3 separate regions of the Homo sapiens genome follow, and regions 1 and 3 are each linked to region 2. The links are chromatin contacts, found by Hi-C or POLR2A ChIA-PET in ENCODE. All regions are on one chromosome and are shown on one strand. The core of a region is the stretch at or near the end of the contact, and the rest is flanking DNA. Distances in the headings are between cores, read along the strand shown.

What was found. Hi-C counts contacts between places; a loop is a spot of excess contacts on that map. ChIA-PET counts read pairs that join two places held with the same protein, here RNA polymerase II (POLR2A). Pooled maps may share reads with other maps.
Region 1: a pooled map shows a loop between it and region 2 (2.3-fold over the local background). The contact joins two enhancer-like sites. A Hi-C loop is called at or near these places in 2 of 50 pooled maps. POLR2A ChIA-PET finds 5 or more read pairs at or near these places in 5 of 52 experiments (A673, AG04449, AG04450 and 2 more).
Region 3: a pooled map shows a loop between it and region 2 (2.0-fold over the local background). The contact joins two enhancer-like sites. A Hi-C loop is called at or near these places in 7 of 168 maps with a recorded cell type or tissue (HCT116, HepG2, IMR-90 and 4 more) and 6 of 50 pooled maps. POLR2A ChIA-PET finds 5 or more read pairs at or near these places in 14 of 52 experiments (A549, A673, AG04449 and 11 more).

What each region holds. Positions count from the first base shown.
Region 1 is chr6:150,928,075-150,931,198 of GRCh38, reverse strand. The region is part of intron 11 of MTHFD1L (methylenetetrahydrofolate dehydrogenase (NADP+ dependent) 1 like); the gene reads right to left. Among named protein-coding and RNA genes, the nearest start is that of MTHFD1L, 64 kb to the right of the region's middle. Within about 2 kb of position 1,583, at least 2 of the 41 ENCODE cell types and tissues checked have a DNase peak (open chromatin) inside an H3K27ac peak, as active enhancers do.
Region 2 is chr6:151,333,032-151,336,397 of GRCh38, reverse strand. All of the region lies in intron 3 of AKAP12 (A-kinase anchoring protein 12), which reads right to left. Among named protein-coding and RNA genes, the nearest start is that of ZBTB2, 57 kb to the left of the region's middle. Within about 2 kb of position 1,463, at least 2 of the 41 ENCODE cell types and tissues checked have a DNase peak (open chromatin) inside an H3K27ac peak, as active enhancers do.
Region 3 is chr6:151,070,224-151,073,575 of GRCh38, reverse strand. All of the region lies in intron 26 of MTHFD1L (methylenetetrahydrofolate dehydrogenase (NADP+ dependent) 1 like), which reads right to left. Among named protein-coding and RNA genes, the nearest start is that of MIR12131, 31 kb to the left of the region's middle. Within about 2 kb of position 2,040, at least 15 of the 41 ENCODE cell types and tissues checked have a DNase peak (open chromatin) inside an H3K27ac peak, as active enhancers do.

The DNA of each region.
Region 1 (3,124 bases), core at 334-2,833, 410 kb after region 2:
CTGCTTTTTTAGCTGCTCTGTCCAACCAATTCAGGGAAATTCTAGAAACTTCTGCACAGAAATGGGTGCAGGCCTGATGGAGACTGAGATTCAAATGCCCTGCAGCTGCACTCCAAGTCAAGTTCTCAAACAAAATTCCTTTTCATTAGTGTAACTGGGAAAATATGTAAAACTCATGAGTCCCTAAGATTCTTTTGGCATATTTCCCTGAACAATTCCCAATACTTTTCATTTTGTCAGGCAAAGCAAATAAAGTGATGTGTAGGTGTAAATACCATGCGATATGTAGTTGATGAAATGCAGATGATTCTGACTGAATAAGAAATCCTAAAGTTTGAAGAATGGCTTTTTAAAAGAATTAATCTGTTCTGCATTTGAGTTATTAATAATAGAAGATTTAAAAAAATCTCATTGTTTTATATTTTAATCCCATTGCTGATATATTTAAATCACATTTCTATATAAATTAAAATATGTAATAACAAATATATTGTTATTTAGTATTATTTAAAAATTACTTGGGTATTTGAATTCTTCTAAAGCATGGAAAAAGATTTATGTTACAGTGTTCAGAGAAAAAGGCAGGACAAAAATGATATTTATAGCATGATCTCAATGTGTAAAAAGATGAATATATAAATAAAATATTGAGTTATGAGAGACCTAGTTATCTCCTTTTTACTTTATGTTAAATTTTTTACAATAAGCTAATATTATTTTCAGAATTAGAAAAGACTTTTAGAAAAAGGAAATAATTCTCCATTTAATGGAGGGGTCATTTATATTTTTAAAGAAGTTGCAACAGTGCATATAATGGTTTGATAACAGTCATTTCCCCCTAACGCTTGACCTGGTCAAATGTAAAAATATGAAGATGATTTTTATTTCAAATTGACTTTTCACTTTAGATTACAAATGTTGCTTTAAACCAGTGCTGCTTTTTGCTGTTTGTTTGTATTTTTTAAAGATGGGGTCTTGCTATGCAGCTCAGGCTGGTCTTGAACTCCTGGCCTCAAGTGATCCACCCACAGTCTCCAGAGTAATTGGGTTATAGGCACAACCCGTCATGCCAGGCCCACTTTAGGCTATCGATAAAATAGTTGCCTGTGATCTAAACTGATATCAATATTCAGCTATTAAGGGATTAGATACTGATGACAGTTTACAGCCCTAAAAAATATATCATTTGTTGTGTTGGGGAGAAGGGGCTGTTCATTCTTCCCTTATAGAATCCAGTGTGGCTATTTCCTAAAAATCTTCAAGCTGTGCCACAAATGCATACATATATCATAATCTTACCAGCACGGTTATTTTTTTCCACTACAGTTAAAAAAGAGACAGGCCATTTAATTTTTGTTCCTTCAAAGGTCTTTGTTAGGTAAAGAAACTTAGAATTTCAGAAAAAGAATTGTTGATCCCTTGGTGTTTAATCTGTTCTTGAAAATTCATCTTTAGTCTTCTTTTCTATTTACAACATGGCAGGCCAATTTCAGCTTGATTATACATATTAATGCTAGCAAAAAGCCAGCGTGGAGAAATGTTCTACTGGCCATGGACTGCATTGGCTGTAACCCCAGGCAGTCGTGCTAGCTAGCATTCTCCAGCATGAGGCTGGAGGCCCAGCTTTGTTTACAAGTAAGGAACCTGAAAACAGTATCATCACAGCTTTGTTTTAGAAGTATCAGTTTTGTGTTCCAAGCTAAGGTCAGAGCCATCCATATCTGGATTTCTGATTTTATTGACAAGCCCAAAATGGAGTAAAGCACAAGGACTGGATAAGAAAATCTGCTGCAGGATTCTTCCTTCATAAACAGACAACACATCCTACCAAGTTTTCCTTAAGTGTTCCTATCTGAACAGGGTGAGAAAGCCTGCAAACCCACCTACCAAGATCATCTGAAGCCTGGAAGAAAGGAACCAATTTCACAAATCAAATGCTTTTTCAAGGTCTTAATGGCCAAGAGTTTGTTTATTAATTGCAGACAAATATGCATCAAGCATACTGCCATAAAACAACCCTGACTAAACTGTGCCCTAAACTCAGAGACCCCGGAGCCAATCTAACCAGAGGCAGCTCCTTGCAGGGTGTGGGCCCAGAGGGTGCCTGCAGGTGGAGCCAACCCCTCCCCTCAGCCAGGAACTTTCCCACACTCGATTATGGGGACATTAAGTTTGGGGTTCTAGGTTGGAAAGGGGCTCAGGAATCTAACTGCAGTGAGCCTGGAAGCCTGCGGGAGAAGGGTGAAGCCACAGGCAACCAAGGTGTGGAGCAAAGGATGAATTCCTTACAATGCCAACTGCTGAGGGATTCAGAGAGGCCCTGGCTGTCTGTCCCTCTTACAAAAAAGCTACAGAAGCTGGGCATGATGGCTCACACCTGTAATCCTAGCACTTTGGAAGGAGGAGGCGGGCGGACCACTTGAGGCCAGGAGTTCAAGGCCAGCCTGGCTAATGTGGCGAAACCCCGTCTCTATAAAAATACAAAAACAGTTAGCCAGGCGTGGGGGTGCATGCCTGGAATCCCAGCTACTTGGGAAGCTGAGGCACAAGAATTGCTTGAACCCAGGGGGCAGAGGTTGCAGCGAGCCAAAATCGCACCAGTGCACTCCAGCCTGGGTGACTTCATCTCAAAAAAAAAAAAGAAAAGCTACACAAAGAGAAGGAGAAAGAGGAGGACAGGAAAGTGGGACAGGAGGAGGGAAAAAGGATTTGAAGAAATCACTATATCATTAAAGAGGTGATTTTTTTTTTTTTTTTTTTTTTTTGAGACAGTCTTGCTCTGTCACCTAGGCTGGAGTGCAGTGGCGTGATCTTGGCTCACCGCAAGCTCCGCCTCCCAGGTTCACGCCATTCTCCTGCCTCAGCCTCCTGAGTAGCTGGGACTACAGGTGCCTGCCACCACGCCTGGCTAATTTTTTGGTATTTTTAGTAGAGACGGGGTTTCACCATGTTAGCCAGGATGGTCTCGATCTCCTGACCTTGTGATCCACCTGCCTCGGCCTCCCAAAGAGCTGGGATTACAGGTGTGAGCCACCGCGCTTGGCCTGTTTTGGATAATATTTTTGCTTTATTTGTGGTTATAAATAATTGAACTCACTTCCGGGGATTTTTCCTAAGGAGATAA
Region 2 (3,366 bases), core at 214-2,713:
ATTTATACATTGCCAGTGGGAATGTAAATTAGTAAGAGAGCTATAGAAAACAATATGGAGATTTCTCAAGGAACAAAAAACAGAACTACCATTCCACACAGCAATCCCATTATTTGGCATCTACCCAAGAGAGATAAAATCAGTTTATCAAAAAGATGCCTGCACTTGTATGTTTCTTGCAGCACTATTCACACTAGCAAAGTCATGGAACCAACCCAAGTGTCCATCAAAGTTTGACTGGATAAAGAAAATGTGGTCCATATACACCATGGAATACTATGCAGCCATGAAAAAGAAGGAAATCATGTCCTTTGCAGCAACATGGAAGGATCTGGAGGCCATTATCCTAAGTAAAATAACTCAGAAACAGAAAGTAAAATGCTGCATATTCTCATAAATGGTAGCTAACCAATGAGTACACAGGGACATAAAGATGGAAATAATAGACACTGGGTACTCTAAAAGGGAGGGAGGGTGGAAGGGAAGTGAGAGTTGAAAAATAGTATTGAGTACAATGTTCACCACTCCGGTGACGGGTACACTAGAGCCCAAACCTCACCATTATGCAATATATCCAGGTAACAAACCTATATATGTATCCCCTGAATCTAAACGAAAAATAAGGCCAGGTGCAGTGGCTCACGGGGCTGTAATCCCAGCACTTTGGGAGGCCGAGGCAGGAGGATCGCTTTGGGGTCAGGAGTCTGAGACCAGCTTTGGGCAACACAGTCAAACCCCGTCTCTACTAAAAATACAAAAGTTAGCTGGGCGTGGTGGTGCATCTTATAATCCCAGCTACTTGAGAGGCTGAGGCAGGAGGATTGCTTGAACTTTCGAGGTGGAGGTGGCAATGAGTGGAGATCGTGCCACTGCACAGGTGACAGAGTGAGTCTCCATCTCAAAAACAAACAAACAAACAACAGTAAAAATAAAAATAAAATGAAAATCTCTGTTCTTAGTGTCCTCACCTATAACATAAGTCACTTACATTATAGGTGAGGACACTAAGGCTGGTTATGAGGATGAAGTATCAGTTGGCTTTCTATAAAAATAACAAAAACTTTAATATTTTTGCTTGTTTTCTTCAGAATAGAACGACTTATTTTACTTTTTGCCAATTCCAAACATAATCAGTATAAATTGTAGAAGACTTTAAAATACAGAGAATAGGGAAAATTTTTCATAAGTACAACATCCAGATAATCACTATTTGTGTTGTTTTCTGAATAAAGTCTTCAAAACTAAGACCTAATGGCTGCACAATTTGTTTTTCTGTCCCCATGGTTAGATAATGTCCAATTTTCACCATCACGCTTTGTCAAAAACATTCCCGAGTATAAAATCATTGTCCAAATGCCTGAATGAGTTTTGGACAGAAGAGGGCAGTATTGAACAGCTTTCAGCTCTGCTGAACCAGAAAGCTCTTGATTTTCAGGACCAGAAGTCACTGAAAATCGCCAATACAAAATGTTGAAGGCCGGGCGCGGCGGTTCACGCCTGTAATCCCAGCACTCTAGGAGGCCGAGGCGGGCAGATCACGAGGTCAGGAGATCAAGACCATCCTGGCTACCACGGAGAAACCCCGTCTCTACTAAAAAAATACAAAAAATCAGCCGAACATGGTGGCGGGCGCCTGTAGTCCCAGCTACTCGGGAGGCTGAGGCAGGAGAATGGCGTGAACCCGGGAGGCGGAGCTTGCCGTGAGCCGAGATCGCGCCACTGCACTCCAGCCTGGGCGACAGAGCAAGACTCCGTCTCAAAGAAAAAAAAAAAAAGTTGAGATGCACTCTTTTTTATTTTTTTGAGACGGAGTCTTGCTCTGTCGCCCAGGCTGGAGTACAGTGGCATGATGTCAGCTCTCTGCAGCCTCTGCCTCCAGGGTTCCAGCGATTCTCCTGCCTCAGCCTCCTGAGTAGCTGGGACTACAGGCACTCACCACCACGCCCCGCTAAATATTTCTATCTTTAGTAGAGATGGGGTTTAGCCATGTTGGCCAGGCTGGTCTCGAACTCCTGACCTCAGGTGATCCACCTGCCTCGGCCTCTGAAAGTGTTGGGATTACAGGCGTGAGCCACCGCTCCCAGCTGAGATGCACTTTCAAATCTTGTGAAGCTGAATGTGACATTGTGCCTATTTTTTACCACCCTGACTTCCTGCATCAACATTTCAAGGGGAGAAAAGGAGCACATAATAGTATGTCTCAAGTTAACTCCCTATCTTCTAGTTTTCTTTATTTGCACCATGTAAAGATGCAGATCCCTTTTCTGTTTTTGTTTTGTGTTTGTTTTTGTAGAGATGGAGGAACTGGCTATGTTGCCCAGGCTGGTCTTGAACTCCTGGCTTCAAGTGATCCTCCCACCTCAGCCTCCCAAAGTGCTGGGATTACAGACATAAGCCACAGAGCCTGGCCAGATGCAGGTCCTTTACCCCAAGTATGGGTCAAAGGTGGCCAGGACCCTTCTTCCTGTGCTGACCTCCCCCTCCTCACCTCCTCTTCTTCACTTTTTTCGCTTTCCCCAGCCCAACTGTACATGACACACCAAAATCACCCCCACATTTCCCAGGTTCTTGCTGCAGGTAAAGAGTCCCAAACAAGACCACCATCATTCCCTTCTAGTTTGTGGTGAGCAGAAACCTTTCATTTTTTTTTTTTTTTTTGAAGTCACAGTCTTGCTCTGTTGCCCAGGCTAGAGTGCAGTGGTGCGATCTCGACTGCAGCCTCCACCTCCCGGGTTCAAGCAATTTTCCTGCCTCAGCCTCCCGAGTAGCTGGGACCACAGGCGCCCGCCACCATGCCCAGCTAATTTTTAGTAGAAACAGAGTTTCGCCATGTTGGCCAGATTGGTCTCAAACTCCTGACCTCAGGTGATCCGCTCATGTCGGCCTCCCAAAGTGCTGGGATTACAGGCGTGAGCCACTGCGCCCGGCCTGAGAAAGTATTTTTACATGCTCCCTGCATGCTGGTTGTGAATGAGTTAAAGACTGTAGCTTAGTGAACACAGCGGGAGGCTGTTAAATGCATTATAAAATAGCCTAAAAGATGTGGGGGCGGCAGGCAGGAGAGGCTCAGACCAGAGGCTCAACCCACTCCCACTGCTGGGAGTGAAGGGAGTGATTGATAAGAGGCCTCTAAAAATAATGGAGGGGGCTTCCAGGACAGGCAGCCAGTGCTAACCCGTGCAGGCCTGGCACAGTGGAATCCATTCACAACCACCCTTCATCACAGCTTTCCGTTAGGGCGCTTCTTTTAATTCAAAACTCCTATGGAATTTTCATCTGCCTTAGATTTGTCCGACTGGCTACAAAGAGGAAAACCAAAAAGCTCCATCTTTGATTTGGGATCACTGATATGTGGATGTACTTTTT
Region 3 (3,352 bases), core at 791-3,290, 260 kb after region 2:
ACTACAGTCACAACAACTACTTTAATGTCCGTGTCTATGAATTCTATCATCTGTATAATGGGTTAGTTTTGATTGACTTTTCTCATTTTAGGTGGTATTTTCCTAGATCTTTGCATGCCTGCTAATTTTGGATTGGATGTCTGGCAAGACCCTTCTTAGTATTCTAACCAGTGCCCCTGCATTCAGAGGTTTTCACTCTAGCTGTTGGCAACAGGCACCTCTTCTTGGCTACTGTGTGGGAGGCAGGCACTGTTCCCTCATTCTTTCGGGTGATCCTTTCTCTGGTGATGGGTAGTTTTCTCACAACCACACTTTGATCAGTACGCACTTGCATGCTCAAGGAGGACTCTGTACATCCGCAAAGCTCTCTCTATGCAGTTCTCTCCTCTCCGGTCCTCCACCTCTGCAAACTAGCTGCCTTGGTTTCCCTTGATGTATCCCCAGCTCTGTCTTCAACTCAGGGAGACAGTTGAGCTCTTTCTCCTGGGTTCCTTCTCTCTACACAGTAGCCAGGAAACTTTTTCTAGATAAGGACAATTATAGGACTCACTTTGTTTCCAATTTCTCAGGGGCCACTGTTTTTTGCTGCCTGGTGTCCAATGCCCTGAGTGATGTATTTTTCATATACTTTGTCCAGTTTTTTACTTGTTTCAAGTGGGAGGGTAAAGTAAGACCCTGTTACTCTACCTTCTCTAGAATGCAGTGTGCTTTTAACATAACATTATGTATCAATGGGTGAGATAATATTGTGTACTCTTTTTATTTTTTGAGACAGAGTATCACTCTGTCATCCAGGCTGGAGTGCAGAGGAGGCACAATCTCCGCTCACTGCAACCTCTGTTCACTGCAACCTCTGTCCCCTGGGTTCAAGTGATCCTCCTGCCTCAGCCTCCCAAGTTGCTGGGATTACAGATGTGCGCCACCATGCCTGGCTAATTTTTGTATTTTTGGTAGAGACGGGGTTTCAACATGTTGCTCATGCTGATGTCGAACTCCTGGGCTCAAGTGATCTGCCGCCTCAGCCTCCCAAAGTACTGGGATTCCAGGTGTGAGCCACCACACCTGGCCATATTGTGTACTTTTAACATAACATTATGTATCAATGGGTGAGATAATATTGTCTTATAAATATAAGTGTGAATTTTATAGACTATGAAGATTTTTTAGGTTATTATTCAACTGCATCTAATTAAAGTGTAACATTATGAGAAGCATTATATGATTACATATAATGACAGAATTCGATTTTCAGCTAAGTAGTTCAAGAATAAAATTAATAAAAAGTCCAATGACACAGTAAAATGAGCTTAAAATGAAATTGCTTTCTAAACCTAGAGCCAAAATTTCATTCATTTACTAATGTGTAAAATAAATACAGGAAAAATAATTTTTTTTTGGTATAAAAAGGTTTGCAGTCTTTAAAAGGGGCCATAAAAAATTCTGTACTAGCCGGGCGTGGTGGCTCACGCCTGTACTCTCAGCACTTTGGGAGGCTGAGGTGAGTCAGGAGTTCGAGACTAGCCTGGCCAACATGGGGAAACCCCATCTCTACTAAAAATACAAAAATTAACCAAATGTGGTGGTGGGTGCCTGGAATCCCAGCTACTCAGGAGGCCGAGGCAGGAGAACTGCTTGAACCCAGGAGGCAGAGGTTGCAGTGAGCCAAGATCGCGCCATTGCACTCCAGTCTGGATGATCGGAGTGAGACTCCAACTCAAAAAAAAAAAAAAAAAAAAAATCTGTACTTACAATGTTGCTTAATATTTAGAATGTTTTAAAAGAAAGTTATCTGTAGAAAAGAAGAGGAAATAAGGCAACACACATTTTCTGTTTAGGTTTATAAATTGAGCAACAACAATAATAATAAAAAAAGAGGATTCTTTAGTTACTGCTCCGTTATCTGCCTTTTCCAAACAAAACAAGTCCGTTTTCTCTGAACTTGTAATTTTTGGGCAAGTCAGCTCCTTATTTCCTTGCTTTGCTACTGACACGAGTGGCCAGAACCATGCGAAGTTCAACGTGCTTCCCTGGGCTGCCCTCTCGGTGACCTTGGTGAATGAAAGCTTCCTATGATGGCACATTCTCAAATAAGTATGTGGTTCAGGCATCTGACAAGCGTCTGAGCAATTCTCTTGCATGTTGAAGTAGAGCAGTACGATCAGCCCATTAGTGATTTTTCTCACAGAAATCAAGCCAATAAAGCCTCATTTTAAAAGTACATAAAACACAAATTATCAATGTAGATGCACTGTATCACAGAAAACAGTTCTGCAGCACCCCTTATCTCCCGGCTTATTAGGGTGGTATCCAATTTTGACCAAAATTTCACTTTCACTTCTTCTCCCTCTTTCTATCTCCATCACCCAACACAACCATTGTATCAATTGCGATGTAATTTTCTATAAACCTAAAGTAAGTCTGGAGCTTACACAAAAGTTTAACCTCAAGCACATACACACCTACTAGACTTGGTAGGATTATAAACAACATTTATTTCATTTGTGGCTGTATTTTAGAGTTGACGCAAAGTGATCTGGAACTGGGCTTAGAATTTTCTAAATAAACGGACTGGCTGGCAGCTTCCAAACCAGTTGCTTCTCCTCCCTGTAGGCAGAGGGGATTTCCACAGGGAAAGAAAGAGGGTTGGCTATCTGCTTTAGGGAATGGCATGCCTGGCCCTTTTTATCTCATTCCCACCAGTACTTGGGGATACTGGGAAAATAGTTCCCAATGAGGAAAAGGTTAGGGATTCCTGAGATGGTTTGGTATGTTTATTTTATTACCCAAACATTACACAAAACTCTTTTCTTCTAGATCAGGGGTTGGCAAACTAAGACCCACACAGCAAATCTGGCCAGCTGCTTATTTTTATGAAGTTTTAGTGGAACACAGCCACAGGGTCATTCATTTATATATTGAGTACGGCTGGTTTTGTGCTATAACGGCAGAGTTGAGTAGTTAGGACAGAGACCATGTGGTCTGCAAGTCCTGATATATCTACTATCTAGTCCATTAAGGAAATGTTTGTTGACCTCTGTTCTCAAAGACAATGTCACAAAAGGGTTTACTAAAAACCAAAAGACTTGAAGAACTTGAGAAGAATGTGGGTATTTTACAACTTTCCCTAAAGACAACAAAAACTAAACAGTAAAGTGCAGATGGCAACTGAAAGAGAGAAGCTGGTTGGTGATGGTGTCCGAATCTAGATTAGAGGTTCAACAATATACACATTTTCCAAAAGTGAAAGGTCAGATATCAACCTGGTGTGGTTTCAGCATTTTTGGGGACTTCTAAGGGAGAGTAACTCTCAGGTTGAAAGACATTTAAACATAAATTATAGTACTTTATAGTA